Regions from separate parts of the Mus musculus genome. Here all the other regions are linked to region 1. A link is a loop called in an ENCODE intact Hi-C map of the cell type or tissue named here. Cell type or tissue: gastrocnemius. All regions are shown on one strand.

Region 1 (4,000 bases):
ATAGAATAATGTCTAAGATCACTTTTAGCATGTAGACAAGGAGGTCACACTGGTCTCTTTACATCTACTCACAGAAGCCTCTTAGACACTACTATAAATGCACAGTCAGGAGTCAGACCTCATCTCTCAAACCCAGTATTGAGAACTGCTGGCAAAAACTTGACCTAGTGAAAGACAGGAAGTCACTCTGTCAGTGAGAGGGGAGGAGCCTGGGGTAGCACTCCAGTCTCCCCAAGTGGACTAGTTCTGAGGCAGAATCCGAGCAAACCTAAAGGAGGTGGGTACTGTCTTTACGAAGAGGTTTTGCTGTATGCCAGGTGCCTACCAGCAGAGAGCCACAGCTTCTTATTTTGCAGAGAATGAAACAGAGACCCAGGACCCAGAATAGCTTGGGTGGCACGTTGCAAAGCAATTGAGCCTTGGCACTGAGACTCAAAGACAGGCTCTGATGGGGCTCATGTCTATGTTCTTCTGACCGAATTAGAACAGACATGCTCTCGGGTTCTCAAGCCAGTGATGAGGAATGCAGTTTCCATGTGGGTCATGCAACTGATCCAAAAGGGCCTGAGAGTCTGATTCTAGAATTCACGCTAACCAGGCCACCTCTCCGTGCACAAAGCAGTCACTGGGAAGTAATCACTCTAGAAGTACCCCCTGCCAGTTGTTTCACTTCCCCATTTTCATTAACTTACAATCAGCTGAAGTTCAAAGAATACTACGTAGAAAGTTCTAGAACTTTTAAACTGATAAGTTTTGAAGCAACTTGTATTGCTGATTGTTGTTATAATTGCTCTGTTTCATTGCTAGTTATCATTAACCTTTTAACTTTGCTCAATATAAAATCTGGACTTTGTCATAGCACCCCATATTAGCTAGGATCTCGAGTATTTACTGGGGACCTTGGGAAATACCTCTGGAGAAGAGACCATTGTACAAAGACAAGCTGACTGGTAGACATTACATTTTTTCTGTTTTGTTTGCTTTATGGAGACCGGGAATGGCTTAGGATGAAAGCTAAGGTTCAGCTTCTACAAAGTAAAGCTCTGTCCAAACACAGACCCCTTGAGTCAGCAATTCCAGCCAGGTAAAATTGATAGGGGTAGGTATCAAAGGCACACATCTGGAGGCTCCTTCCTGGAGAGGTCTGCCTGACCCTTGTTTATAGAATAGAGTTCCGACAAGACAGGCTGCTTGGTAGGAGGAGAGAGGGACATTTACTTGTCACAAACTCACACTGAGGATCCGGGACATCCTTTTCTTTTAGGCCCATCCACAAACTACTTCCCCAAGGGGAAGGAAGACTCAAGAACCTGTAACATTAGTGACAGCCAACTGTTCAGAGGCCCCAACCTCAGGAGGAGCATGGGAAGGGTGCTGGTAGCCTGCACCTGAAGAATGAACTCAGAGCCATCTACAAATAGCTCAGAAAAAGTCAGCTCGTGCTCACTGCTCCAGAGCCCAAAAAGAGTGGTGCTCACACTCCCGAAGAAACCCCTGTGGTCACGTCAAGCAACACTTCCTGTTTTCTAGCCCCAGATCTGGTCAAAGCCAGTGTGGGGAAGGCCCCGCTAAGTCCAGGCTGTGGCTTTGCTGGCCAGCATGACCTGAACGAAAAAGGCAGGGAAAGGAAATGTCAGAAAGGACAGGGAAGAAGTCCTCTATCCATCCTTTTATTCTTTAGTTGGCTTCTGTTCACGTACATGTATATACACAAGCATATTTTCGAGCCTGTTTGCCCAGTATATGTCTACACACAGTTATACATAATATCTGTTCTTCAGGACTCTTTGGAGTCCGTAGGAATGGCTCCGCTTTACAGATATGGAAGCTGTGGTTTTCAGAGGCTAAGTCATATGTTCAAAGCGAAGTTCTTCATCTTACACCCAATTTTAGGCACACACAGGAGACACAGATGGAGAATTTTAGTTTTTTTTTTTTCTTTCTTTTAGCCAATCATGAAAGTTCAGAAAATGACTAGGCTTTGGTGTTTGGGACAGGAAGGGGAAGTGCAGAGGCGCAGGGGCCCAACCCAGTGGCTTTGGTCACCCTTTCTCACAGCTTAGTTTAACCGCTCTATCCAAAGCAGCCGACAGGGGGCAATGCATCCCTCTTTTTCAAACCTGGGGGCGCTCTGGGCCATCATCCAAGAAAGAAAACCTAGGGACACCGCCCGCAGTTTCCAGAACTGCACACTCTGGTTTAGCAGGGTGGGTGCTCAGCGCTCTCCTGGAAGTCACTGGATGAATTTTAATTTAGTAGCAATCGTGGAAAGGGACAAGGGGCGTCCGGACTCGGGACGCCTTCTAGAGGCCCTTTTAGTGCGCACAGTGTTAGCATCAACTACAAGTCAGAAGCGGTGGCAGAGATCGTCCCCTGATCCTAGCAGTCTTTCTGCTGGGGAGCGCCCCTCACCTGCAGCAGGAAGGCGTGGGCGCTCCATCTCACCACAAGTCCATGGAAGCGTGGGGACCCGAGACAGTGGTAAACTGGGAGAGGACAGGCTTTACCCATTAAACACAGAGAAAGTCTGGCAAATGCCTGATGTAGCAACTGTGCGAGCTTGTTCCTGTCCTGGGGGGTGGGGGGTGGGGGAGGGTCACTAGTGTCTCCGGGAGTCAATCAGCTTCCGAGATGGCTTGACCATCCCAACTCCCACCCACTCGCACGCTTTTGGGCGCGCACATGTCTCTCATGGAGCGCGCCACCAATTCCTGCTGGAGGAAGAAGCTGGCTAGGACCCTTGTGCAAAAGGCTGGAGAAACTCCAGGTTCCAGCAGATGGATGGAGGTTCGGGCACCTTTTCTGAGACTCCACGGTGAAGCAAGGCGAAGGGCCCCACGCTTTACCTGTACTACGAGGCAGGCACCGGGAGACTTAATCCCCTTCTCGAGTTCAGCCGCGCTGCCTCCCGCAAGGTCACACTCAAACACCCACGCGTAGAAAAACGAGGGCTGAAAGTTGCTTGCGCAAAGGTCCGAATCCCGAGCTAATAGTACTCCAACCAAGTCGCTTTGTCCGGTGTCACCATTGCCCACCCCGTGCACATATCAAAGCAGCAGACCATGCCCTGCGCAGGTCACACTACAGAGATGCAGACTTTGCTAACTTTTGTCCCATTATTTCTTGGCAGCTGCGGCGCCTAACGGGTTTGGAGCAGATTCCAAGTTTAGACTTTCCACCGCCACGCTCACTTTGACCACCCTCATCTACCCACTTTCTGACACACCGCTTTTTGCTGTGCTGTCCTAAGCTCCAACTTCTCCCCGAGATCCGAAACGGGGCGGTATTAGAGGTGTCCCGGGGACCAACAGCCTCCTCCCGGGTCCGCGCCTGCCCACAGCTGATCGGGAGACTCCATCCGGACACTGTCCAGACCTCTGGTCTGGAAAACCAACGCTTTCCAAGCGTCCCCAGTGTCCCAGCCCGAGACCTCCGCTTCTCTAGAGAGTGGGGACAATCTGCGCCTGATGGAGTCTCCTACCCGCGGCCCGGGCGGGGATCCACTGCGGTGCTGGGCGCAATGTCACCACGGCCGCTCCGGGAGCCACTGCTACAACTGCCATAGGCTCTTCACTGAGCTCCGGCAGGCTCCTCCAGTAAGTGCCAAAGAGCCTGGAGCCCCAGAGCTGGAGTCTCCTCCCTGACCCGCAGGTAGAAGACCACCGTGGCGGAGACAGAGATCTCTCTCCTTGTGTCTCCCTCTTGGCGCCTAGGGTCTTTGGTCCCATTTCTACTGTTACACCTTTCTAGTCCCTTTCCCACCCCTTCTGTGCCCGGGTCGGGACGATCACCTCAGTACTCAGAGAACACAAGCAACATTTCTCCAGCCCCAACTCGCGAGGGGGCGCCGTCCCTGGGGCACCGGGACAGGGACCAGCTGGGTGCGTACTTACCAAAGCCAGAGACACTCCGGACTTTGGGGGCACTGAAGAGGTTCAGAGAGGTATCTAAGGAGATGTGTTCAGGATACTTACCCAGCCAGCTCAAACCTCACGCTCCT
Region 2 (4,000 bases), 64 kb before region 1:
ATGCAAGGCTTTCCTCTTCGCCTAATGAAGTCACTAGGGCTCAGAAAGGCTAAGCAGCAGGTTTAGTGTTACACATCCAGGGAGGTCTCCCTGTGACAGGCATGGCCTTGGTTTTGACCCCTGTGGCTGCTTTGGGGACAGTGAAGGGGACTTTGGGAGCAACAAAGGATTTAGGCAGGTCTCTGGAGGGCTCTTTGTTTCTCAGCCTTGCTTCAGGTTTACTGGGGTCATAGCAGAAAGACCCACTCTAGAAGATGCCTGTGGCTTCTTTCTGGGACAGTGGTGCCCAAGGCCAAGGTCAGCATGTCGCAGGCACACAGGGACTTCATCTAGTCCTAGCATGATCGAGGTAGGCTATGTCCCTGGGCAAGTTACTGGCCCTCTCTGAGCCTCCTCAAGTGTGACAGTATATGGTGGGGTTTTTGCACTGTTTTTGCTTTTGCCCAGGACTGGGCCAGTGCAGAACAAAGACTCACTGGAAAGGATAGGGTGAGAATAGAGAGAGAGGGGAGTGTGGCTTTGAGAAGCTTCCAGGAACAACTCAAAAACAAAACAAAACAAAACAAAACAAAACAAAACAAAAAGCCAAAATACCCAACATCAAAGCTTATATTGCCTTCACCCTCCAGGGTGCTACCCTGGGTTGGCTGTAGTAGGTCTGGGTACTCCTAGAGGGTCATGTTTGTGGCAAGTTCCCAGGTAGTTCTGCTATTCTGGAGATGCACTTTGGAGACCTGTCCTTAGCAGCAAAGATGCCCAGGGCCTGGGCACTCTGTGTGGCCCAGTGCACCATCATAGCACCAAATCTTGGAAAAATCAGGGCAGAGTAGGAAGGTCCCAAGCTGCCTCTTACCTTCTCTTGTTTCACTTTGATCTTCGGGGGCACGGGGACATAGGTGCTGCAGATGGGAAAGAGGAGGTATTTAAGGTATTTAGTGTGGAGAGTGACACAGCCAGTGTGGTATGGGTAGGGAGGCTTAGGCCCCGAGAAGCCATTTTCCTGCCCCAGCATAGCTCCTTCTCCAGCAGAACCATCGGGGTGTGACTCTAGATGGTTTGAGAATGTTCTACGCCAACCATTGGACTGAGCTTGGGAGTCCCTGATTGGAGAAGGGACTGAGGGGGTTTGCAGCCCCATGGAGGGAACAACAGTGTCAACAGGCCAGACCCCCTGGAACTTTCAGGGACTGGACCACAAACCAAAGAATACACATGGAGCGACCCATGGCACTGGCTACATAGGTGGTAGAAGATGGCCTTGTTGGACATCAGTGGGAGGAGAGACCCTCAGACCTGAGAGTATTCGATGCCCCAGTGTAGGAGAATGCCAGGGCAGGAGGATGGGAGTGGGTGGGTGGGGGAACACCCTCATAGAGGTGAGGGGGTGGGTGGGGGGTAGGGGGGTTTCTGAAGTGGAGACCTGGAAAGGGGAAACATTTGAAATGTAAATAAAGAAAATATCCAAGAAAAAAAAAGAGAGAAAGTTCTATGGCTTGATGGGCCAGAATGGAGACTTGCTATGAGCACAGCCTTTCAGAGGCCTAGGAATATTTGACTCCATTCTCCAGAGCCAGAACATCTGTGCTCAGTAGTGGGGCTCAGGCTGATGCTGGGGAACTGACACGGGTGACCTATGGCTGTCTCTAGCTCATGCAAGCAGACATGGGCTGTAGCATCAAGGTTTAAAATGCACTACCACATGGAATCTAACTTGTGCAATTTAGGCTCTCCATGCTGTAGAGTATCAGGGGAGAATCTTGAGCCAGCTGCCTGGCCCAATCTCTTGCTGAGCCCTTCCCTTGCACTCTTTACCCTGGAGGCACGGAGTTCTTGGAACCCGTAGTTCTTGACTCTGGCTCTGCCTCCTGGGAGACCAGGGCTAGGACTAGGAGTTACGTGGACATCTGGAAATGGAAGCCACTCCCCTTTGAGAAAAGTCAGGGACCGAGGAATTAGACCCAGATGGTTGCATGGGCTCTGGGTCAAGTTCACTGTTGGGCAAGTGGTTTGGCCCCTGCTATGGTTGCTCCCTGGAGGCCAGAGCTAATGAGAAGCACTGCTGGGAGGATCAAATGAGAGATGCTAAGTTTCAAATGATAGGCGCCATGCCTGAGGAGCAGATGGCAGCACTTACTGTTGGAGAGCCAATCGTTGACTTAGCCACAAAGTATGCACTCAGCAGCTCCTGCCTGTTCTATGCTGCAAAGGGGGCCCCCAGCACTGAGGAGCAGCAGGGAGCTGCCACATGCTGAGTCCTTTCCTGGGGTTCATCTAAGAGATTCCAGAGAGTTTGAAGGAAGCAAACTATAGCACAAAGTTTGGAGTATGGATGATGCTAGGAGGTGAGGGGACCAGTCAGTTAGGACCTGTCACATATGTACCAGGAGGCACGGGGAAGAGGAACCTTACGGAACAGCCCAGCAGGAGTGATACGTTGTATGAGACAGCTGGACATAGGGCAGACCCTAGAGGAACTCACTGAGTGATGGTGCCTGTGGTGGTGGCGCTGATCACCCACTGCAGGTCGGTGGTCTTGAAGGGGACCAGGACCATGTTGACATTCTCTCCCAGCTCCCGGAAGCTCTCAGGATACACGAGATGGTGGGTGGTCCGGCTCCCAACGTCTGCCTCAAAACCCACTGTGGGTGCCTTGTTCATCCTGGGAGAGGAGAAAAATAGGGTACTCAGTAAGGATGCTGGAGTTGGAGTCACCTGTGTGGTAACTGCAGGTGACTCCCTTCTTCCCTAGGCTTCAGTTTCTCCGTGTGTACAATGGGAACCTTGTAGACATAGGCCAGACAGACCTGGACGAGCTGGTTTGAAATCCCAGCTACTTGGAAGGCTCGGCCTGGAGGATGGTGAGTTCAAGGGCAGCCTGTGGTGTGGGAAGTAACCAGGTCAGAGGAAGAAAGCTTGCCTAGCATGCATAGCCAAATTCCATCCCTAATCCAGCAAAACAGAGGCCAAGGCATTTAGTTATTTATTTATAAAAGCAAGTTGGGTGGGTCTTGCTCTCCGATCATTGACCACCCATGTCGTGGGTAACCTAGTAGGTGTGCCTTTTTCGGTATCCAGATAAGCTGTCTACCAAACGATAGCTTTGAACTCAGGTCTGCCTGACCCTGAGCCTGACTCTGCCTCTCATCATGGCCATCCCCTCAGGATACTAGGTACACTGAGAGCCAGGAAAGGGGCCTATGGACATGAAGTCAAAGACACAGAAATAACATTGTTCTAGATTCTAGAAGATACCTGGGTGGGGGGGGTATACTGAGTCCCACCTCTAATTATGTTCTCTGTCCCAGAACATTCTGAGTATGGATTACAATAAACTCAAGGGAGGTATGGTCCTTTTTCCTGAGATGACAATTCCACTTGAGGACAGAAGAAGCAAAGTGGGCATTAAACGCTTCTGGTTCAGGGTCTAGATTGAAAGCTGAGGGCAGATCTGAGTCACAGAACCAGACTTCAAATTTTGCCATGCAATAGATCTTAGGTACCAAGTCCCCCAGCCCATTGAAAATCTCTAGCAACACCCTCTATTATAGTCCACCTTGGTAAGAAAAGATGAAGAGACTAAGACCCAGAGGGCGGCCAGCCTTGAACCTTGGCCTTTTGAGCTCAGCCAAGGTGTTTCACACACTTCTGAGGAACTGTGGGCTCGGGTCCAGTGTTCACCTCAGCACAAAGTCATGGCTGTCGATCTCAGGCCCATACGAGGAGTCCTTCAGGTTACCGGAGTTTCCTACAACTGCACAGCGTCGGCAGCCCACCAGCCTCTTGTTCAACATAGGATCCACATTGCCAGGCACCAGGCGAAACAGTTCCTTGACGGTGTCGCTCAGGTTGTTGGGTTTCCTCTCCCGCTGGAGCCTCTGGGGGAGAGAACAGAGGGAATGGCCAGTGTGGCTCCACTGCCTCTAGCTGAGCACGCTGGCTCCCTGGTCACCAAACCCAGCTATTAAATGTGAAGACACAGGTGACTGCCACCCCCATCCCA
Region 3 (4,000 bases), 270 kb before region 1:
CAGAGGCCCCAGGAGAAGTCCTCCCCATGGTTTTTTCACAAAAGCAAATGAGTTATTTACTTAAAAGCTTTAGAGAAGGTGCTGAGAAACTGGCTCTGTAGTCTGTAGTAATGGGCACTCACTTCTCTTCCAGAGGACCAGAGTTTGGTTCCTAGAATCTGTGTCCAGCAGATCATGACCCCTCTATGATTCTAGCTGGAGGGGATCCGATACCCTCCTCTCATCTGTATGAGCATATGAACACACGTAGCATACACACAGACACACTGACACACACACATATATATATATATATATATATACATATACACACACTAATAATTGTTGTTGTTGTTATTATTATTATTATTATTATATAAAACATTTTTTCCTAAACCTTAGGGCAGAGAAGAACTTGATCCCTTCCCCTGACTCCTTAGGTGACCTTCTACAGACCAATTGGCAGATCACTTAAGACTCTCTAAGGGCCCCAGTTCCTCACCACTCTGAGGAAAATCAGCAGGCCCACTTTGTAATTTGTTAGACAATATGTGAGCTGGTGTATATTCACGTGCTGCAGGGAACCCTCCATAAATATTAGCTGTAGAGATCTCAGAAACCTGTGTGTTTACTCATACCACAAAACAGGGGAGTGGCAAGAAGGTAATCCTGCCCTTAAGAGTTCAAAGTTCACTTGAGGATATAGATTGAACTCATCATTTCTGCTGATAGGGGCTTACTGACACCTACTATGTGCCCAGCTCCTTCTGCCTGGTTGAGGCAGATGTCTCTTGCCATGTCTGTTGCACTACACACCTTGGGCTGGTTGGTCCATGGCTTCAGAGCAATCCTCCTCTCTCTTGCGTCCATCTCATTATCGGAGCTATAGGATTAGAACTGCGTGCTGCCATGTCTGTCTTTTACACGTGGATTCTAAGGGGTGGAATTCAGGTCATCAGATTTTTACTGGCTAAGCCATTTCACCAGCTCCTGAGCACCTCTTGGTTGCCTTCCGAGATGGTTCTTGAGTGAGTACCTTTTAGCTAGTTTCTTCCATCAGGAAATTCTCCCTCCATAGACCATCATGGGGGAAATGCTAAGTCCAACAGATCTGAGTTCTAATCCATGTTCAGAGGCAGATAGGTACTCTAGTCATCTCACTGATCTATGAAATAATATGTCCATCTCCATGCAGAAGATGAGGTAGTCTGAGATCTTTACTAGGCTCATCTCAAGTGTCCCTGGGCTGGTAGCCCTCAGTAGACAGACTAACTAGAGACTAGACTTAGCCTTGGGGGGAAGTAAGAATGCCACTTGCAGAGGAGAAAGCCAAGCCTCAGACAGAAAACCCTCGTGCCACGGGAATGATGATAAACGAAGGCTTGGCACAGGGACTCACTGTGATTTACTCCAAGTCTAGACCTTCCCCGAGCATCTCCCACTAAAATCTCTCAGTGAGTGAGGCATTTGGGACTACTCTTGGCCGATGCACTCTATAAGCATCAGCAGCCAGCCAGCCTCTGCCTTGTCAGCCTCTCTGATTTGCACACATGCTCCTGCACCCCAGGCACTGCACGCCACCAACTTTGCCTTGCGTTCCGGCTGCTCCATGTACTTCGGTCCCCTACCCTCCTTCCTTATTGTGGGTCCATTCTTGCTCTTCCATCGTGGTTTCCACAGCTTTACCACCTCCTGGAAGAAGTTGGCCCCACTCTGTACCCCCACCACATTTTTTCTTTCTACTCCTGAAATCGAGTACATCTGTTTGCTTCCCTCTACTGTGTCCTCAGCACCCAGCACAAAGCTAGAGCTGTGCTGAGTAAACAAAATGAATAAGTAACATCACTGTAGTGCTTATCACCTTGGTTACAGTTATCATGTACAAATCACCATTGGTTATGTTAGTGAGGAGAGTGACTCTATGCAATGCTGCTTCCTTCAACCCATCACAGAGCCTAGCACACAGTAGGTGTTTGGTAAGTATCTGTAGATTCATTATCCAAAGAGCTGGTGTGAATTTCTCTGCCCAAACAGCCTTTTTTTCAGGGGCAAAAGTTCCCTGTGTATGTAACCGAGGGTTATCACTGGGAGTCTGAACTAATCACTGCCCTGTAGTCATACATCTTGGATATTAAAGCTGGGCAAGACATCAGGAATCAGGCAGCCATACATCAAAGTCTGGGGGAGCCTGCGGAGCTCTTGCTTAGGTGAACTGGAAGCCTTGAGACCACTAGATGGCACCAACAGCTAAGACTTGGTCCAAGGAAGGTTTTGCCCATCCAGTCACTGTCAGGCAACCCTTCCTATATTCCTTACCCAGATGCCTGGGGGCCTCTAGGCAGGTACCAAGAAAGAAGGCTGCCTATTGAGACTGCTTACCTGGGATAAAGGGATGAGGCCGCTGATGTTCTCATAGAGTCTGGTGCACCAGCTTCTAGCTGTTCAATGAGCAGCACAGGTTTGGGGAGGGATGCTCTAAGTGTTCTTCATATGCTAAATCCCTGTGTTTCCACACTGAGTAGACCTGTTCCTACATAACTGCTCTCAAAGTGACATCTTGTACCCAGTTACAGACTTCAGAGGGGCTGATATGTGTTTCTAAACCCACTTGGAAACACCCCCATCTAACCCTCTTGGACTCTGTATTCTTCTTGAGTCCCAAGCTTAACCCTGAGAGAAGAGATTGATTCAGAATATGATGTCAAGTAATCCCACAGCACTTTTATCCCTCTGCAAGTTGAAACCTAGAGAACCCTACACTGTGCACTGTGCACTGTGTGTTATATTCAGGTAGAGAGAGAAACAAAACCCTAACAGAAAAGCCACTGTGTCAAGGCAGCCTGTTGCTCCATGCACACTGCAAGCATCTAGTAACTAAGAACTCAGAGTGGCATAACAGGTCATAGAGAGTAGGGACATTTATCTCAGACATAGAGAAGATGCCTTGAGGCAAGGAAAGGATGCACCAAGCTGAGCCCTAAATTAATCCTGGAAGTGATATGTCTGGGCCTCAAATAGAGGCTATGGGCAATGCAGGCTGACCAGAGTCACTCTGTAAGCTTCTAGGCCTTCTTTTCTTTGCATCAGTATCTATGCACTTGTGATGTTCCAGGACCAGGACCTGCAGGTCAGATTAATGCAGTAGTTCATCTCTGCTCCTTTTTAGCCAGAGCTATTCCTGGTCCAAACTACAGAGAGCTTCTTTGCACTTTCCACGGCACCCAGAGCCTTATGCTATGATTCATAACTTCTAATGCTTGTCTCTCCTATTATGTTGCATAAGCTTCATGTACAGGATCCTCTCATTTTTGTCTTCTCTGGCATGTAGAGAAGGCTACATGCTAGCTCTATGAACATCTGTTTAATGGCTGAAACAGCCCAGAAGGAACATAGAGGGGGTGCAGGGGAATCCCTCTCCCCTTCAGACCTCAGTTTCCTCTAGTGCAGGGTGAGGTACTCAGATGGGGCCAGGAAGGCAGTCATCCAGGTTGGGATGTACATGGATTACAGAGATACAGGCATCTTTGAGGAGTTGTGCTTAGATACCAGAGTCCTTCCACCTGCCTGCTATCCAGGTGAGAGGCCCTGTCTCAAAACAAAAAACAAAAAACAAAAACAAAACAAAACAAAACCAAAAAAACAAAAAACAAACAAAAACAAAAACAAAAACCAAGGTCTGTAGCATTGATTAAAAAAAGAGCTGAGGATGTCTTCTGGCCTAGACACACACACACACACACACATACACACACACACACCCACACACACACAGAGTTATCTGATTCCACCAGGTACAGAAGACTCTGTGAAGGAAGAGTTTGGAGTCTGCATAGCCCAAATCCAGCTCTCTCTCTCTTCCATAACCCAGTGCCACCACAGGTACTATTGGGACCATGGAGACACCAAGGAAAGAAGGAAGCCAAGATGGACCAAGGTGGATACTAGGCCCCAGTACTTCACTGGCTGAGAATTGTTCTGATTCCTCTGAACTTTGAACTCCTTGATCTTTCTGGCTTTATTG
Region 4 (4,000 bases), 130 kb after region 1:
TAAAAACATCTCCATGGGGCTATCAAGACGGCTCAGTGGTTAAAAGCATTTGCTAGCCTTGGCAGAAAAGCCAAGTTTGGTTTCCAGCACCCACTTTGGGCAGCTCACAACCATTTGAAATTCCAGTTCCAGGGGATCTGATGGTCTTTTCTGGTCCCTCTAGGTACCTGTATACACATATTCAGACAGATATACATATACATAAATAAAAAGTATATCTTTAAAAGTATTCTAGTTGCATATGCTGTGGTCATTTGTATAAAATCCTAAGGTTTCTGCTAAAAACTCTGAGACCTAGTCAATGAATTCATCCTGATTGTGCAGTACAAGATCACATTTAAAAAATCAAATATATTTCTATAACAATCAATGAATATTCACAGAATAAAATTAAGAAAAACAGTTTGCTTATAGTACAGCATAAAAAGAAGAAATTATCTAGAAACAAATAAAAAGAAGAAATTATCTAGAAACAAATTTACCAAAAACAGTACAAAAATTACATTGTGCAAACCACAAAACACTGTGAACCAAAGTCTACCTAAGTGGCCAGGCTTCTCACGCTCATAGATTGGAGACTTAAAATTCCCAGCCAAGTGGTGGTCCTTCAAGTGGGCTTCATATTAGCCACACACCTCGCTGGCATTGCTATTACTAGTTTCTGAAGAAACTGAACGGATCCTAGAATGAGGTAGAAACCGAAGGACCCACTACATCTGAAACAATCCTGAAAAAAAAAAAGGAGAAGAATAGAGTTGGGGAACTTATGCTTCTGAATTCCAAAATTTGCAGACACCGAGCTGGAGAGAAGCCATGGAGCCTGCCCAGTCATCAAGAGTGTGTGCAGATCAGCAGAAGACAATGAAAGCACAGAGCAGAGCCCTGTCTTGTCTGGTCAGTTCGTTTGCGCCTTAGTTCAACACGGGGAAGAAACATTCTGTTCAACAACAATAAGGGCCAAGTGTCCATCCACATGCAGCACTGTGAAGTTGAACGACTTCCTCACACCACCCACAAACCTTGTTTCAAAATGATTAATAGACCCATGAGAAAGGGCCAGGAGACGGATAAAAAAAAAAAGTAGTATATCTTCATGACCTCTGATTAGGTAAACCCTCCTTAGGCGTGATACCATGAGCTCACACTGAAGAGTAGATAGATTTGGCTTCTTTAAAAATTAAACATTTGTGCTTAGGAATGACTAGTGGTAACTAACATACAGAATGGGAGTTGTCATAAGGAACTTAACAGCATATCGGAGAAAGAGAAAGAACTCTTATAAAGCAATACAGACAGCTAACAAGCACCCAAGAAGAAGCTCTGTACCACTTACTCTAGGCCAGTGTTAAAGATAGTGTGCACCGAGGCACTTGGCTGCACATCCTTGCAGGCTGTAATATACACAGAAGATAAAAATGCCAATGAGGTTTAGAGATACGAGGACCCTCACACATGTCGGCTTGGAGTGTAAAAGGGTCTGGAAGTCCTCAGACTATAAAGTTTCCATATGATTCATTAGTTCCAGCCCAAGGTACACAGCCCAGAGAAAAGAAATTGATGTATACATGAAATCTTGCTTACAGATGCTTCCTGTAGGCTTATTTGGAAAAGTCAAAGGTAGAAAAATGCAACGAAGTATATACAAAGATAGAAAGGTGGATTCTCAGTTATGGGAAAGTGACTTTGCATTTCGGCTCAGCTCCGGAAGAGTGAGCCACTGGGAAGCTCACTCAGCCTCTAAAGGGTTGGATTTCAGTTACTTTCAAAGGCAAACGCACTTGAAAGTACCGAGTTCAGTGGCTTCTTTTGACTGTTTATTTTTTTTCCCTTTTTCATAATGGTGGAGATTCTAGTATTGCTCTACGCACCTGGAGGAGATTAAACAATGAGGTAGGATTGTTAGTTAATTATCAACTCATAACAATGAGAATCATGACAGAGAAGTGGTCTTGCAGACAGGATTTCTCTGTGGTCAAGAAGGTTGGCACATCAAGTCTCCCTTTTCCAGTGCTTGCCTAACTCTTCACAACCCAGCCTGGGAAGGGGAGGCCATGGCAGACAAGGGATTTTCTGGGCAGCTGAGCTTGGCTGGAGCCAACCCCTATGCCTAGTTCCCCATCCACATTTGGGTTTCCCACTGGGTTCAGACTGCTTCTTCTTCATTTTTGGCAGAACTCTTTGGCTCAGAACACAGCATTCTGATAAGTCCAGTCAGTGCTCGGAGTCCTTGGGAGGTCAAAGAGCCTGGGACCCAACCGTCGTCTATGCGGTGACAGCAACCAGATGCTGTTGGCAGCCAGAGCCAGGGGATGAATAAAATGCTAAATGAAATGGCCAGATGCCCAGGGTCCTCTCCTGTTCCTCACCCAAAGAGACAGAGGAGGAAATGCCAGAAGTCCCACCGGTCCTCATTGCATGTGAGGGACTTATTTGGAGGGACACCCTCAGCCAGCATTCCGTGTCTATTCTGGGAGGGGTTGGGCAGAGGCAGCCTGAGGACCAGCTGTTAAGAGAGGGAGGAGTGGGTTGCATGACATGTGGGGTTTCTAGCTTGCAGGCACATATGGAGCTTATCCATCCACTGCAGTCTGATGGAATGCATGGAATAGAGAATGGACAGGATATATAATAAAAGCTTATAGCGAACTATTACATGTTAGGGCTTTCAGTAAAAGCGATCTGTACTGGCTAGTTTTGTGTCAATTTGACACAGCTGGAGTTATCACAGAGAAAGGAGCTTCAGTTGAGGAAATGCCTCCATAAGATCCAGCTGTAAGGCATTTTCTCAATTAGTTATCAAGGGGGAAAGGCCCCTTGTGGGTGGGACCATCTCAGGGCTGGTAGTCTTGGGTTCAATAAGACAGCAGGCTGAGCAAGCCAGGAGAAGCAAGCCAGTAAGGAACATCCCTCCATGGCTTCTGCATCAGCCCCTGCTTTCTGACCTGCTTGAGTTCCAGTCCTGACTTCCTTTGGTGATGAACAGCAACATGGAAGTGTAAGCCAAATAAACCCTTTCCTCCCCAACTTGCTTCTTGGTCATGATGTTTGTGCAGGAATAGAAACCCTGACTAAGACACTATCCAAATATGCAATTGTACTTAATCATCAAAACAAAGTCATTTTACTTTTCTTTCCTTTTGCAAATAAGGAAACCAAACTCACTCACTGCCATGGGCTCAGTGGTGGAGGAGAAGATCGAAGCTACCTCTCATGTTGATCCTGTTCGAAGCAGGAGGTCAGATTCATCCGTGAGGGGTAGAGCTGTACTGTTAGTGCAGCTGGCTATGGATGCACCCAGGAAGGTTAGTTAGCCAGGCAAAGTGGAAGGAGAAAGGATAGTGGCTGGAACAAGGTGGAGTAGGGCATCCTGGACTCTGTTTGTACTAATACTAAATCTTTTTTTTTAATTAGATATTTTCTTTGTTTACATTTCAAATGTTATCCCCTTTCCTAGTTTCCCCTCTGAAAATCCCCTATCCCCGCCCCGCCCCCCACCCCTGCTCCCCAACCCTTCCACTCCCATTCCTGATCCTGGCATTCCCCTATACTGGGGCATGGAACCTTCACAGGACCTAGGGCCTCTCCTTCCATTGATGACCTACTAGGCCATCCTCTGCTACATATACAGCTTTAGCCACAAGTTCCCCCATGTGTTTTCTTTGATTGGTGGTTTAGTTCCAAGGAGCTCTGGGAGTACTGGTTAGTTCAAATTGATGTTCCTCCTATGGGGCTTCAAACCCCTTCAGCTCCTTGGGTACTTTCTCTAGCTCCTTCATTGGGGAACTCATGCTCTATCCAATGGATGATTGTGAGCATCCACTCTATAGAGAGTCCAAGTCATCTCTCTGGAGAATGTGGGACCCAGTGTGGAGGGATGGGCTTATCCCTACCAGGGGCCTATAGTCAGTTGATGGATCACTCAGTCTGGTAGGAAATGGACCTTTTTCCTCAGAGACTGACTTGAATTCTGAGTTCAGAATAAGTTCATATATATTCAGTT
Region 5 (4,000 bases), 260 kb after region 1:
AGCCTTGGCAAAATGTTATTTCTTGAGAGGCTCAGCTCCTGGCTGATGCCTTTGAGGACATCATCTCATGTTGATGAGGTAAACCTCATCTTGTGTTGACCTATCTGACCATTGTGTGAATCTGCCAGGTGGTGCATCCACAGCTTGGCCAGGGTCTGTACAAAACAGACAATGATTAGTAACTGAACTGGAGCTGCAGCCAGAATCTACGGAGGAATTGGCTCTCAAAACATCCCATTATCATAGCCTGAGAGGTTATACCTAGTGATGAATGCATTTGCTAAGTAAACCATCATTGGTTCTAGAAAAGCGCTGTCTGCAGTCAAAGATGCTATGGGAAGGAGACCTCCTCAGTCATAGCTGCCACAAAGACTGAAGCCCAGGCACAAGGCTTTCACTCACTAGATGAGATGTGATAAACTGATTATGGTTTCTGTAGCCTTTTCTCCATGAAATGGGCACATGAGTCAGCAGAGATCTACATGTAGTTGGTGCTGGATACATAATTAAATGAAGCCACTGATTGCAACTTACCTGTGCCAGTATCCGGAACACTTATATTTTGAATAAACAAGTAGTGAATGAGTGGATGAATGAATGAATGAATGAGTGAGTGAGTGAGTGAGTGAGTGAGTGAGTGAGTGACTAGACAAGTTCTAACATAAGTAGGTTTGGTAGATCATGATTGTAATGTGGGACATTGAGATGGGAAGATCCTTAAGCGTTCTAGGCCAGATTGGGCTACATAATAAACTCCCAGGTCAACCTCAGCTTAAGAGTAACTATCTCCATGTGACATGGTCAGTCACCAATACAATGGTCAAGTACACGGTGAAGAGGTGAAAGAGAAAGACAAGAGGAGCTGTTTGTTCACTATGAAGAAAGACTAAAGTGGAGACACGAGAATAGTGAGAAACAGCCTGATGTGAGTATCCTGTCCTTGTTGCCAGAGGCCATGGTGATGTTCAGGCCCATGCTGCCACAGAGTATGGGTCCATGACTCTGCATCAGTAGAGGTCTGAGTTGATACTCATGGCCCATGTTACTTCTTAAAGCCATTGGAACCTCTCTGCTCTAGGCTGCTGCTTGGGGCCATGTGGATGTCCATAGATGCACAGAAGGAGACCCTCCTCTCACCTGGGCTGGAAAGCTGGCATTGGTGGTGCAAGTATAGAAGAGCAATTCAGCTACCACCCAGGCCCAGATCCAGGGCTTTGAGTTGGCCTATTCAGATATCGACTCCATCCATAAAATGCTGGAGCTCATGAAGGGACCAGTCCTGCAGAGCCAAAGCTGCAGGTTCTCCGTGACACAGGGTAACGACAGGATATCCAAGAGGAGTCTCAGTGAGGGTACAGTATTGATGATGTAGCAGAAGCCAGAGGCCTTGAAACAGACCAATGACCAATGCCTCATTGCAATGAACATTTTTGCGTGCCCGTGCGCATGTGTGTGTGTGTGTGTGTGTGTGTGTGTGTGTGTGTATTTCAGGTTCTTAATCACCTAAGCAGTATTGGTAAGGGTTCCATCTGATGGAATCAGTCAAATTAGATGTTGGCTTGTTACTCCCAGAAACTTTCTGCCACCATTGCCCTAACATATCTCATAGGCACAACAGTATTGTAGATCAAAGCACTTGTGGCTGGGTTTGTGTTTCTGTGTCTCTTTTGGTAGTGTACAGAGTACTACTGTACTGCAGCAAAGATGCCAGAACATAGGGATTAAGGCTGTGTGTTAGACACCAACTCAACTTCATGTTCCCCGAGTTGTATTGGTGTTGTCTTTAGCTGTCAGTTTGTGGAGAGCCAACTTCTCTTGGCAACAGCCTGGGTTGTGTGCAGGTTCTCATGGAAACCTTTTAACCAACAACTCAATTAGATGTAAGCCAATCATAGTACTGGGAGCTTCATTGAGTGACAGGAGATCTTCACTTGGGGGTCTCTCTCCCTGTTACTTGGATATTTTATTTACATTGTCTTCATATATGCACATATTTTAGGAGGCTTCTACTATAATAGGTTTCCCTTCAAATGGTCCCCCTGTCTTTCCCATAATCCCTCCTTTGTCTCCCTCTCTCCTCCCCCTCCCAAGTTGATTCTCTGGTTCCATCCTTCCCCCCTATCCATCCATAACCATTCCATTTCCCTTACCTAACAAGATCTACCCGTCCTCCATAGTCCCTTAAAAGAATGGAACTTTAAGATGTTTGTATAGGTAGTAAATTCTAGTCAGGCCTTGTTCTTTGAGACTCGGAGAGTCAGTGTATCTGCCCAAACCTCAAGCCAGGACTACAGAAGTAATATGTGCTTTGAATGGATGTGTGACTGACCTAATTGAGGAGGACAGTTAACATTCAGGTGTCAGCTTCCAACTTGTCCAAAGCCTCACTGTAGCCACTGGCCAGAGTGCCTGCTCTCTTGCGCCACCTACTGGACCTTGTGAAAAATCACTGTATAATTGCCAGTGCAAGGCCTGGTGCTAGGTAGTAAAAAGAAAAACCAAATTCCACAGAATGAGGACTCATGGTATCAAACAAAACCTTTAAGGTGAGTCTTCTCTTTTGTGTCAAAAGTGATGACTATTAGATGCATTAGGTGTTTACAAGCTACAGCACCAAACTCTACAAAACATGAGGTCAGCTTTTAAACAATAACTCTTCAGAAAAGATACCTAGCTTTTGGGATTTTTCTGTTTCGTCCTTCTGAAGGAATATCAAACCAACCCCAATGATTTTTTTTTAATTTTAGCTATTTTATGGTTATTCTTATTTATTAATTCTCAATCTGAGGGGAAAAGCAGTTTTGATCACAGTGTTCTGGACTAAAACTTAAAATGATATATTGCTTTAACCCTATATATGCATTCATGCACATATGCATGCATTTTAAATATACATATATACATCTTGATGTGATTTCCATGAGATTTGTGGAAGTTGACAGATAGCAAGACTGAAGAAAGGAATTTTGGTGCATGTGGAATCAGAGCATGAATGAGTCCAGCAGGGATAGGTGGGGTTCAAAGGGGACCACTGACCTCCATTCTGGCCACCTAGTCCACAAAACACATGGTGTGTTCATTTCTTCAAAAAGTATTTACTTTATTCCTAATGGACTCTGGAGAATAGTGACAGCTGCTCTCCTGCTTCACTTCCACTGGCTCTCGGCCCTGACTCTGAACTTACATTGCAAAGAAGTCCCTACTAGAATGCCTTTTGATCTTTCTAGTGATGCCCAAAGGCAGACATCTCTGACCTACCTGGTGACTAGTGGCCAACTCATATGGTCAGGAAAAAATGGAGCCTATGGTTAACCATAATGCCAAGTCTACTGTCACTAATATCACCCAAGTAATCCCTCCTTCAAAGTTCACAGTCACCATGAGTGTAGTTATAATGGTTGATGATGCAGGTCTGTTTCCACCCAGCAGATGATCTGCTGACACTGTGCACTCTTTGATCTTCCTCATAATTGCATATCCTGGACACTCTGCTATCTGATGAAAAAATATTCTGTTTGGCATGTGTTACTGTAGACCCCTGTCAATGTCCACTGAATAAATGAGTGACTATTAGTTACTAGGGAATTAGATAAGTGTAAATTAGTAAAAGAAATGGGTCACCTCCATGTTCACTAGTAAACAGTTTTGGCATGAAAATAAGAACTGAAATTCTAGGGGTGATAAGAAAATATAACTCCTTTGATTGTGTCTGAGATGCACAGTCTCATTATCATATATTTTATATCTTAATATAATTGATCACCTAATTGAATGCCTTTAAAAGTCATACTGTGTTTTTAAGTGCTTTTCTTATGCTTTTAGAAGGATTATAGATTATGAGAACAATGTCCTCAGGACATTTTCTTGAGGTCTCTGTATTCACCCTGTTATTTTTTTCTTCACTAGCATTTTTCTAATTTCATTTCTGTTGCTATGATACATTATACCAACAAAGAGCAACTCTTTTGGAAAAGGGTTTATTTTGGTTTACCCAGGTTAT
Region 6 (4,000 bases), 1.1 Mb after region 1:
CAGTGTACTCACATACAAATATAAATAATTCTGAGAAAAAAAAAAGAACCTCTGCATACTGATGGCAACTTCTAACTTCCCTATGCACTTGCACAGGCAAGTGTACAAGCACAAACATATGTGAACACAGATACGCATACATATGTACATACATACAGGCACATCCAGACACACATGTGCACATACACACATATACAACACAAATATACACACATATACAAACACATACATACATACATATATCCATACATACACAAATGTGCAAATCACATGCAAGCACACATACAGAAATATACATACATACAAAGAAATACATATACACGCAAACACACATCTATACACATATACACATCCATGTACACATACAGAAACGCATGCATACATACACATACATACACACTTGAGTTGGTGTCTGAGGAGATGGACAATGAAACAAAACAACAGTGTGTTTCCTGAGGTGGACGTCAACGTCCCTAACAGCTCTGCATTCCTAGAAGTGCTGGGCACCAGACTGACAAAGGCGTTTAGACCAAGTTCAGTTCTGAACGCAGTGACAAATCAAAGGATGTAAACGTTGCCCTGGTGGAAGAGAGCTAGGTGGAGCTCCATAAGGGTCTTTTCCTGTCTTTCTCTCACAGGGACAGGCAAGACTGATAAGAGGACCCAAATGGAAAAAGGAGGAGACTGATTTCCCAGTTGCAAAGTCAACTCAGCTTTGGATTAAATGAGAAAATATACTTCAGACATACAACGTATGTGTATCACAAGTAGACACTCTGGGCATGGTAAGTGCAGACTGCCTAGCCTCCAGGCGGCAGATTCCAGTGCTGCAATGTGTAGGCCAGGTCAGTGTTGACCTAAGTGAGTAGAGGACTCAGGTGAATAGACAGCCAGATGACTAGAAGACCTGGGGAAGTAGAGGACTTGGGTAGGTAGAAGACCTACCTACCCAGAGTTCAGTGTTTTACAACTGTCCATGTACCTTCCACAAGAACAATGCATCAAGATTCCACAGCCCGAGTGCCATCCCAACCTTCCCTGCCAGCCTGGCTGCAGAATAAGATCTATGCTACCTCCAACAGTAAATAATATCCACATACTGCTTCACATCGGTGACTAACTTCATCATCACTGATGTCCTGGGAAGTAGCCAAATTGGTGGTGCTATCACCACCACCACCATCATCACCATCATTATCACCCTCATGACAATCAATACTAGCAGCTGCAGCAGCAATATCACCATCATCCCCACTATCACCATAATCATCGCCACCATCACCATCCCCACTTACAGAAGAGAAGCCTGGGGCTGAGAGGTGTTAACCAGCTGCCAAGGATCTCCCATCGAAATAATAACACCACCAAAGCTTCAACAAAGCCTTCCAAGTTGCCTGCCACATCAGCCGACCTGTGGTGTCAGCGTGCTCTTCTCATAGTGGGTGCTGAGAGGAAATGTGAGTCTTGCTGTCCCCAACCTAACCAGCATTATAATCAAAGGAATAATTAGAACTTAGGAGAGACAGTAGACAGGAGCTGTGTTCCCTGTGTAGTACTACTTGCTAACAGGAAATAACTTGATGCGGATTTACCCTAATCATATATACTTACTAATCTCCGCCCACCACACAGCTTAGGGACAGCTCAAAACCAGGCAACAGTGAACCACCATTCCAGGTGGATAACTTTTCGCAAATATATGTGCTAACATCACCCTCTGGTGGTCATCTGTGGCAATACAACAAAATTTGAAACAAAGCTACCACACTGACTTTGCCAGATACTGTTCGACCTATGACCCTACTTATTAGCCTTCACATTTACCTCATCAAAGAGAGGCATTTGTGTCCACCTGACAATGAGAAGACTAGGCCATGGAAGGTATTACTGGGTCACTCAGCAGGTGGGCACACAGTAGGAACTCAATCCAAAGGCACAATCAAATCCACAGCCAGATGGACTTGTCCTGGCAGGGCAGCGCAGGGGCACCTGGTCAACCCTGGCAGGTGAGTCAGGCCAGAGTCAACTCTGAACAGACTTTCCTCATAACCAGTCACTGCCTGGCCTATTCTTAATCGGCCTGAAGGCTATAAAGCACCATTCTGCAGAGCAGCAATAATGCTAAGCAGGAAGTTCAGCACTGGCGCCCATGTGCACTGATGTGAGGGATAGTGTGGGGGTTTGAATAAGAATGGTGCCCACAGGCTCAGATATTTGAGTGCTTAGGCAGCAGGATGGCACTATTTGAAAGATTGAGAAGGATTAAGAGGTGTGGCCTTGTTGAAGGGAGTTTGTCACTTGGGCTGGGCTTTGGGGTTTCAAAAGAACATGCCAGGCCAAGTTCTCTCTCTTCCTTCTGGATGTAGCTCTCATCTACTGCTCCAGGGCCTGCCTACATGCCACCATAATGATAATAGACTAAACCTATTGTAACAAAATTGTAAGCAAGAACCAGCTAAATGCTTTCTTTCATAAGAGTTGCCTTAGTCATGGTATCTTCCCAGCAATGGAACAGTGATTACTTCAGAAGGAAGATGAGCAAAGCCAGAAAGCCACTTGGGCACTTGGGAGCACTCTGCTGCCATCTGGGGCAGTACCCTTGCCCTCTCAAACAGGCAATGAAACTTCTGCTGCTTCTACTTTCAGCGTGGGAATCGTGGCAGAAACTTGCTGCTCAGGGGCATCAGGTGAGTTATGGGTCGTGGTCTCCACCATTTTCTGATGGACTGCACTATTGATTTCTGCATCGAAGCCTCATGATGCCATGTTCCCACAGGTCTGCTGGGTTCAGGGACCATTCCTGTCTCTGTTAGTGTTTGTCGTGTTTCCCATGGAAAGGGCCACATTTTCTTTTTTCAGTGATTACCCTATTCCGTGTAAATTTACTTCATTGCACAGGGCTCTCACTTTGAGAGTGCTTAAAAATAACTTTAAAATTTTCATGTCAAATTTTACCATGGAAGAAATGTGTATGCATAAAATTATAATGCCACTGTTGGCCCAGCCATAATTATAGCTGATATTGTACATTCCTCATTTTATTTTGTTAATTCAAATTCAGCAGAGAAACGCCTCTGGGATTTCTCCCTGGCATTTAATAAAGCCGTTAACTTTGTGAGCTGTAGAGGTTGGTGTGTGCATCAGCGTTTTCTGAGATGCCTGGTAATCCCACACATTAAAGGTGTGCATTTGTTGAGGCATCAACAGGACTGGGCTGGCATGGTACCTCGGGGGTTATCTGTGGGCAGGGGAGGCTGGTGTCTTGTCTGTCAAAGCTCGCCTTGCTTTGGCATGGTTTTCACAGGCTTTGGATATGGCTAACCAAAGACCAGCTTCTACTTCCAAGCATGTCCAACCAACAGCTTGAGCTAGTCATCGTTCAGATGAGAAATTAGACCTGAAGAGATTTAGAGACTTACATTTTATCTGCCACTGAAGAGATGGTAAGAGTCTCTCGTTTCTGTCTGAGTGACGTCCGTTCTGCTGTAGGGTAGTTTCTGGGCTACAGGCACTGAGGTGTACTGAGCCACATTCCCCTCTCTGAATACACAGAGACTCACCTTGGATGTAATAACTACACCTGCCACCACGGACCCTACAAGGATGTTAGGGAGGTTACTGAGGGAGCAATCAAGTAGGAGATGGAGACACTGCAGGTTAGCAAAGTCCTGATGCTGAAGACAGCAGGCAGCAGTTAGACCCTTAAGTCTAGCTGGCTAGCTAACACTACTGCCTGCTTCCTCACTTGCATGCTCAGTCCCCTGAGATACACACATGTAAAGCGTAAATGTTTGTGCAAATACATATCCATACACTCACACACACAGCAAAAATGCATGCATAGATATATGGGCAAATGAGACACATATGCATACATACATATGCACACACACTGGGGGGAAACAAAAGGCATATGCAATTCAGAAACTACTAGAACAAAACAGCATCAGGGATCACCAGGTAGAAATGGAGGCTATGACTTTCAAGGAGCTGAGAAGAA
Region 7 (4,000 bases), 52 kb after region 1:
GTAGCTGAGATTTCTATTTTCAAGAAAAATGTACACAGCCAAGAGCAAGAATTCCCAACTATTCTGGTTAGTTTTTGTTTGTTTTTGCTAACTTGACACTTGATACAAGCTAGCATTATCTGGGAAGAGGGACCTCAATTGAGAAAATACATCCATCAAATTGATCTGTAGATAAGTCTGCAGAGTGTTTTCTTGATGAATTATTGATGTGGGAGGAACCAGTCACTAGGGGTGATGTCACCTCTAAATCTAGGTGGTCCTGGGAAGTAAAAGAAAGATGGCTGAGTGTGAGTTGGAGAATCATGGGAGTAAGCAGCACTCGCACATGGTTACTGCTTCAATTTGCCCCACAAGTTCTTGCCTTGGCTTCCCTCAATGATGGCTTGTAAGCTTTAAGATGAAATAAACCCTTTCCTCCTTAAGTTGGTTTTGGTCAATATTTTATCACAGTGACAGAAAGAAAACCAAAGCACTGACCATAGCATTGTTGATATTTTGAGTCATTTCATTCTCTGTTGGCAGAGAGGGGCTGTTTGAGGCGTTATAGGTTTTCAACATTGTCCTTACTCTTTCCTCACAATCAAAACTGCCATCTGGAAAATGACAAATGTCAAGGGGAAGAAATGGCCACCAGTTGAAAAGCTTTTTGATCAGAAGTATTGAAGCAGGTAATTTGGTAATGTGGAGAGAGTTCAGTCAGCCTTCTGCCATCCAGGGTTCCGTGCCCACGAAGCCAATCTGCTGTAGGTTTAAAATTGAAAAAAAAAAAGTCATGTGGTAATCCAGTGGAAGTGGATGTGATTGCATGATCCCCTGAAAATGTCTGGAAGTGTTCTCTAAATGTGTTTTCTCTCGGCCACAAGTCAAATTTGTCCTGCCTAGGTGGTGCTTATTGCTCCTGGAATGAAGAGATGTGGAACAGAGACGTATCTCACTTGCAGTTTGCAATGCATATTATTACCCATCCTTATCTGTGATTCCTCTCTCTATGATTTCAGTTACCCCTGATCAACCATACTTTGAAAACACTAAATAAAAAGATTCAGAAGTAAGAAACTCTTAAGGTTCAAATACATTCTGCTATAAACTACCATGGTAATTATTTTATCATTGGTGATAATTGTTATGCTCAAAGTGGGTTTGATTCATAGACATGGCTTCCTTATAGGTTGGTATGAATATGAAAAACAGTATGTAAGGGCTTTGGGATCTCCTGTAGTTTTGGGCACTGAGTAGGAGACTTGGAAAAGATTGTCTTGGGTGATGGGTTAGCACACAACCAGAAACAAATCTTGGCTTCTATTATCCTTTATGGTTTTTGTGGCCCTCTATTCCTACAGCACAAGCCTATGGTGATGATATACCCTTTGTGGCTATGGCTATGCAAAATGAATGGCATGGATAAAAGGCTCGGGGCAGGAACACCATAACAACATATTTGTAATACACAGTCCAAGGGGACACAGTAGCTGGGAGGAGGGCATGTGGAGAACCTGACCTTGCAGACATGATCATTAGCTTAAGAAACCTAGAAGACTAGCTTCTGTCTGGCAATGTGAGGTGTCACTTATGTGATGCTTGTTGTATGCCAGAAGGCCTTCCAAGTGAGATCACAGGCACCATCGCCTTGGATCTTCCCCCAGGTTCTAGAAGGCACATGCCTATTATTAGCAACACTTGAAAGACCAGGATATGGAGGCTTAAAGCAATTAGTCACATGTAAAGTTCACCTGAAGCAGAGTGGTAATTCCTGTTCATCAGATCTCTTTGATGCCAACATCTTCCCATTCAGTGATAGGGTGGATTGCTGGCTGGGCTACCTGTAGGCCTGCTGATAAAAAGATAGCTTCTGCTGGTGGCTGACTGTGGGTAAGAGTCATTCGAGCAAATTGCTTCCCGGAAGCACTGATTCTCTGCAGTTTGTTCTAGGGAAGACTCCTTCCAGCGAGGCTGGCTGGGCAGGCCACACTTGCAAAGGCGATGCTCTGAAATTAGAGGTGAAAGAGGCACGCATGTAAGTCACGTCTGTTCACAAATTGAATTAATTATACTTGGCTGGGGCACAGGTGGAAGGAATCCAACTGGAGTTTGTTCAAAAAGCAAGAGAGAAAATGATGGAGAAGAAATGAAGGCAGTGTCTTGTCGTACAAAATATTTTTAAAAAACCTCGGCACGGGGGGTGGTGGTGGTGGTGTTCTTCCCACCTTAGACCATTTATGTTCCCAGATAAACACACACACACACACACACACACACACACACACACACACACACACAAAAGCTTTATATTTTAGTATGCCTTATGCAACACAATAGCTGGCAGCTGCCTACCCTCCACGCTGTTAGAATCTACCTTTCTATAGATAATCCTAAACTATTAGTCACTATTTATTATGCTCCATCTGAACTCCTCTAAACTGCAACCAGGCAGCCCTCTGGGACACCTTGGCCCCTAGGTCATGGTGGATCTCCTTTCTCATCTCTCACAGGTTCTTTTCCTAGCCCGTGGTGGCTTCTTGCTTCCCATTACTCTTTCTCACAGTCCCAAGTCCAGGAAACCTCAACCTCACTTACATAACCAACAGCATAGAGGGTAGGCAGTTGCCGAGCTACAGTACTGCATAAGGCATATTTAAAAACAAAACGGCTATGTGACACATCTTTCATTTGGGAACATAAGCTGCCAAAGGCAGGAAGAAACCCCTCAATGGAATTTTTTAGATCTATTTTACTACAGTGTTTAGAACAGGGGATAGGAATATGGCAGGGCTCAGGATGGCTGGAGCCAGAGCCTGGATTCCCTATGGCCTATTCTCAGTGTGTTTCCTGGGTGGGAACAGTTTCTATTTTCACCACTCCAACCTTATGCAGCTGCCGTCACCTCTCAAGTTTCCTGATTTATGTTTCAGCCACCATGGAGCCTCATGGCTCATTTTCATTCTTACATACCAGAGGAAATGACTGATTCAGTGGGCTGGGAATTCAGTTCAGTTAACAGAGTACTGGACTGTCATTAGCCCTGGGCTTGACCCCTAGCATCTCAAAGTAGGGCATGGTCATGCATGCGTGTAATCCCGGCATTTAGGAAGATCGGGAGTTCAAGGTTATCCTTAGCTACAAAGCAAACTCAAGGCTATCCGGGGCTGTATGGAAGCCAGTCTTAATGAGGAAATAATAATTTTATGATGTTTGACTCAAGTGCTGTCTGGGTTTGGTGGTACTGTGCTCAAGACAATTCATATAATGCAGGTTGGTGAGGCAGAGGGGTCTCAACGGACCCCTAAGAGTGGGGCAATCATCTCGTTAGAGGCCTAGAACACATATGCCCTGAAGGATGGCTAGATCTGAGGAAAAATAATAGGGAAAAACGTGGAGAGCACAAAGACACTTTTTTCCCCCAAGAGGGGCCAAGTAAGAATTGTCTGGTGTATGGTTCTATTATATATTTTAAATGTCATGTTCTATGTGGTTGAAAGTATTTCACTCACACTAGAATAAAGTACTGTTGACAGAGACCAGTTCTGATTGCCAAAGGCTTAAAAAATGCCTTATATTATAAAGTGCATATGTGTGTGTGTATAAAATTGACACATAACAAATGCTTGCATCTGTGAGTACAAAGTGAAATTTTATCATATGTGTACCATATGCATACATTCAGGGTTCTAATATATTTATTGCCTGAATTGTTTATCATGTTGATGAGTGTTGTTAACATTTCAGAGTCCTCTCTTGGACCTATTTTGAATTACCCGAGTAAGTGTTGTTCACCATAGTCACTCTATCCTATAGGACATTCTAGAAACCTAGTTGCAGTGGTGGGTTTCGCTGTTGGAAGCTGTAGTGACTTTGCAATAACAGATCTTACTTACTGGAGCTTTGATGTTTCTCCATTGGCTCATTTAGCTGATCTCAAATAAATCCAAACTTCATGACCCAGAAGAGGTGACCTGAGGCCAACTGGCCTTTATCTTCTGCCCACTGAAGCCTGGACCCTTAG

What was found. Peaks named below come from ENCODE experiments on the same cell type or tissue, not always from the same donor. Only the 100,000 strongest peaks of a DNase experiment are listed, where the experiment ranks them.
Region 2: a loop joins it to region 1, with 2.6 times the contacts of the local background. A loop is called at or near these places in 9 of 42 quality-filtered maps.
Region 3: a loop joins it to region 1, with 3 times the contacts of the local background. A loop is called at or near these places in 8 of 42 quality-filtered maps.
Region 4: it touches region 1 in a loop (2.3-fold over the local background); 5 of 42 quality-filtered maps call a loop at or near these places.
Region 5: it touches region 1 in a loop (10-fold over the local background); 32 of 42 quality-filtered maps call a loop at or near these places.
Region 6: a loop joins it to region 1, with 7 times the contacts of the local background. A loop is called at or near these places in 16 of 42 quality-filtered maps.
Region 7: a loop joins it to region 1, with 2.4 times the contacts of the local background. A loop is called at or near these places in 7 of 42 quality-filtered maps.

Annotation. Positions count from the first base shown.
Region 1 is chr15:67,172,658-67,176,657 of GRCm38, forward strand. It overlaps St3gal1 (ST3 beta-galactoside alpha-2,3-sialyltransferase 1), which reads right to left. Exons shown (of 9, transcript NM_009177.4): 1 at 3,975-4,000. Among named protein-coding and RNA genes, the nearest start is that of St3gal1, 2.2 kb to the right of the region's middle. In gastrocnemius, CTCF peaks have their summits at 2,099 and 3,837; DNase peaks (open chromatin) are centred at 2,107, 2,711, 3,477 and 3,860; H3K4me3 peaks cover 4,000 bases; H3K27ac peaks cover 4,000 bases.
Region 2 is chr15:67,108,753-67,112,752 of GRCm38, forward strand. St3gal1 (ST3 beta-galactoside alpha-2,3-sialyltransferase 1) reads right to left here. Exons shown (of 9, transcript NM_009177.4): 5 at 3,679-3,875; 6 at 2,480-2,659; 7 at 854-899. Among named protein-coding and RNA genes, the nearest start is that of Gm31400, 59 kb to the right of the region's middle. In gastrocnemius, no CTCF peak of the experiment used is centred here; a DNase peak (open chromatin) is centred at 2,043; H3K27ac peaks cover 1,682 bases.
Region 3 is chr15:66,902,250-66,906,249 of GRCm38, forward strand. The region is part of intron 1 of Ccn4 (cellular communication network factor 4); the gene reads left to right. Among named protein-coding and RNA genes, the nearest start is that of Ccn4, 13 kb to the left of the region's middle. In gastrocnemius, a CTCF peak has its summit at 2,207 (motif pointing right); a DNase peak (open chromatin) is centred at 2,221.
Region 4 is chr15:67,299,758-67,303,757 of GRCm38, forward strand. All of the region lies in intron 5 of 1700012I11Rik (RIKEN cDNA 1700012I11 gene), which reads left to right. Among named protein-coding and RNA genes, the nearest start is that of 1700012I11Rik, 75 kb to the left of the region's middle. In gastrocnemius, no CTCF peak of the experiment used is centred here; DNase peaks (open chromatin) are centred at 2,117 and 2,274.
Region 5 is chr15:67,432,074-67,436,073 of GRCm38, forward strand. No RefSeq gene overlaps it. Among named protein-coding and RNA genes, the nearest start is that of 1700012I11Rik, 210 kb to the left of the region's middle. In gastrocnemius, no CTCF peak of the experiment used is centred here; a DNase peak (open chromatin) is centred at 2,408.
Region 6 is chr15:68,237,588-68,241,587 of GRCm38, forward strand. All of the region lies in intron 1 of Zfat (zinc finger and AT hook domain containing), which reads right to left. Among named protein-coding and RNA genes, the nearest start is that of Zfat, 19 kb to the right of the region's middle. In gastrocnemius, a CTCF peak has its summit at 1,726 (motif pointing left); DNase peaks (open chromatin) are centred at 1,751 and 1,938.
Region 7 is chr15:67,225,067-67,229,066 of GRCm38, forward strand. 1700012I11Rik (RIKEN cDNA 1700012I11 gene) reads left to right here and starts at 1,703. Exons shown (of 9, transcript NR_045140.1): 1 at 1,703-2,014. In gastrocnemius, no CTCF peak of the experiment used is centred here; a DNase peak (open chromatin) is centred at 2,037; H3K27ac peaks cover 990 bases.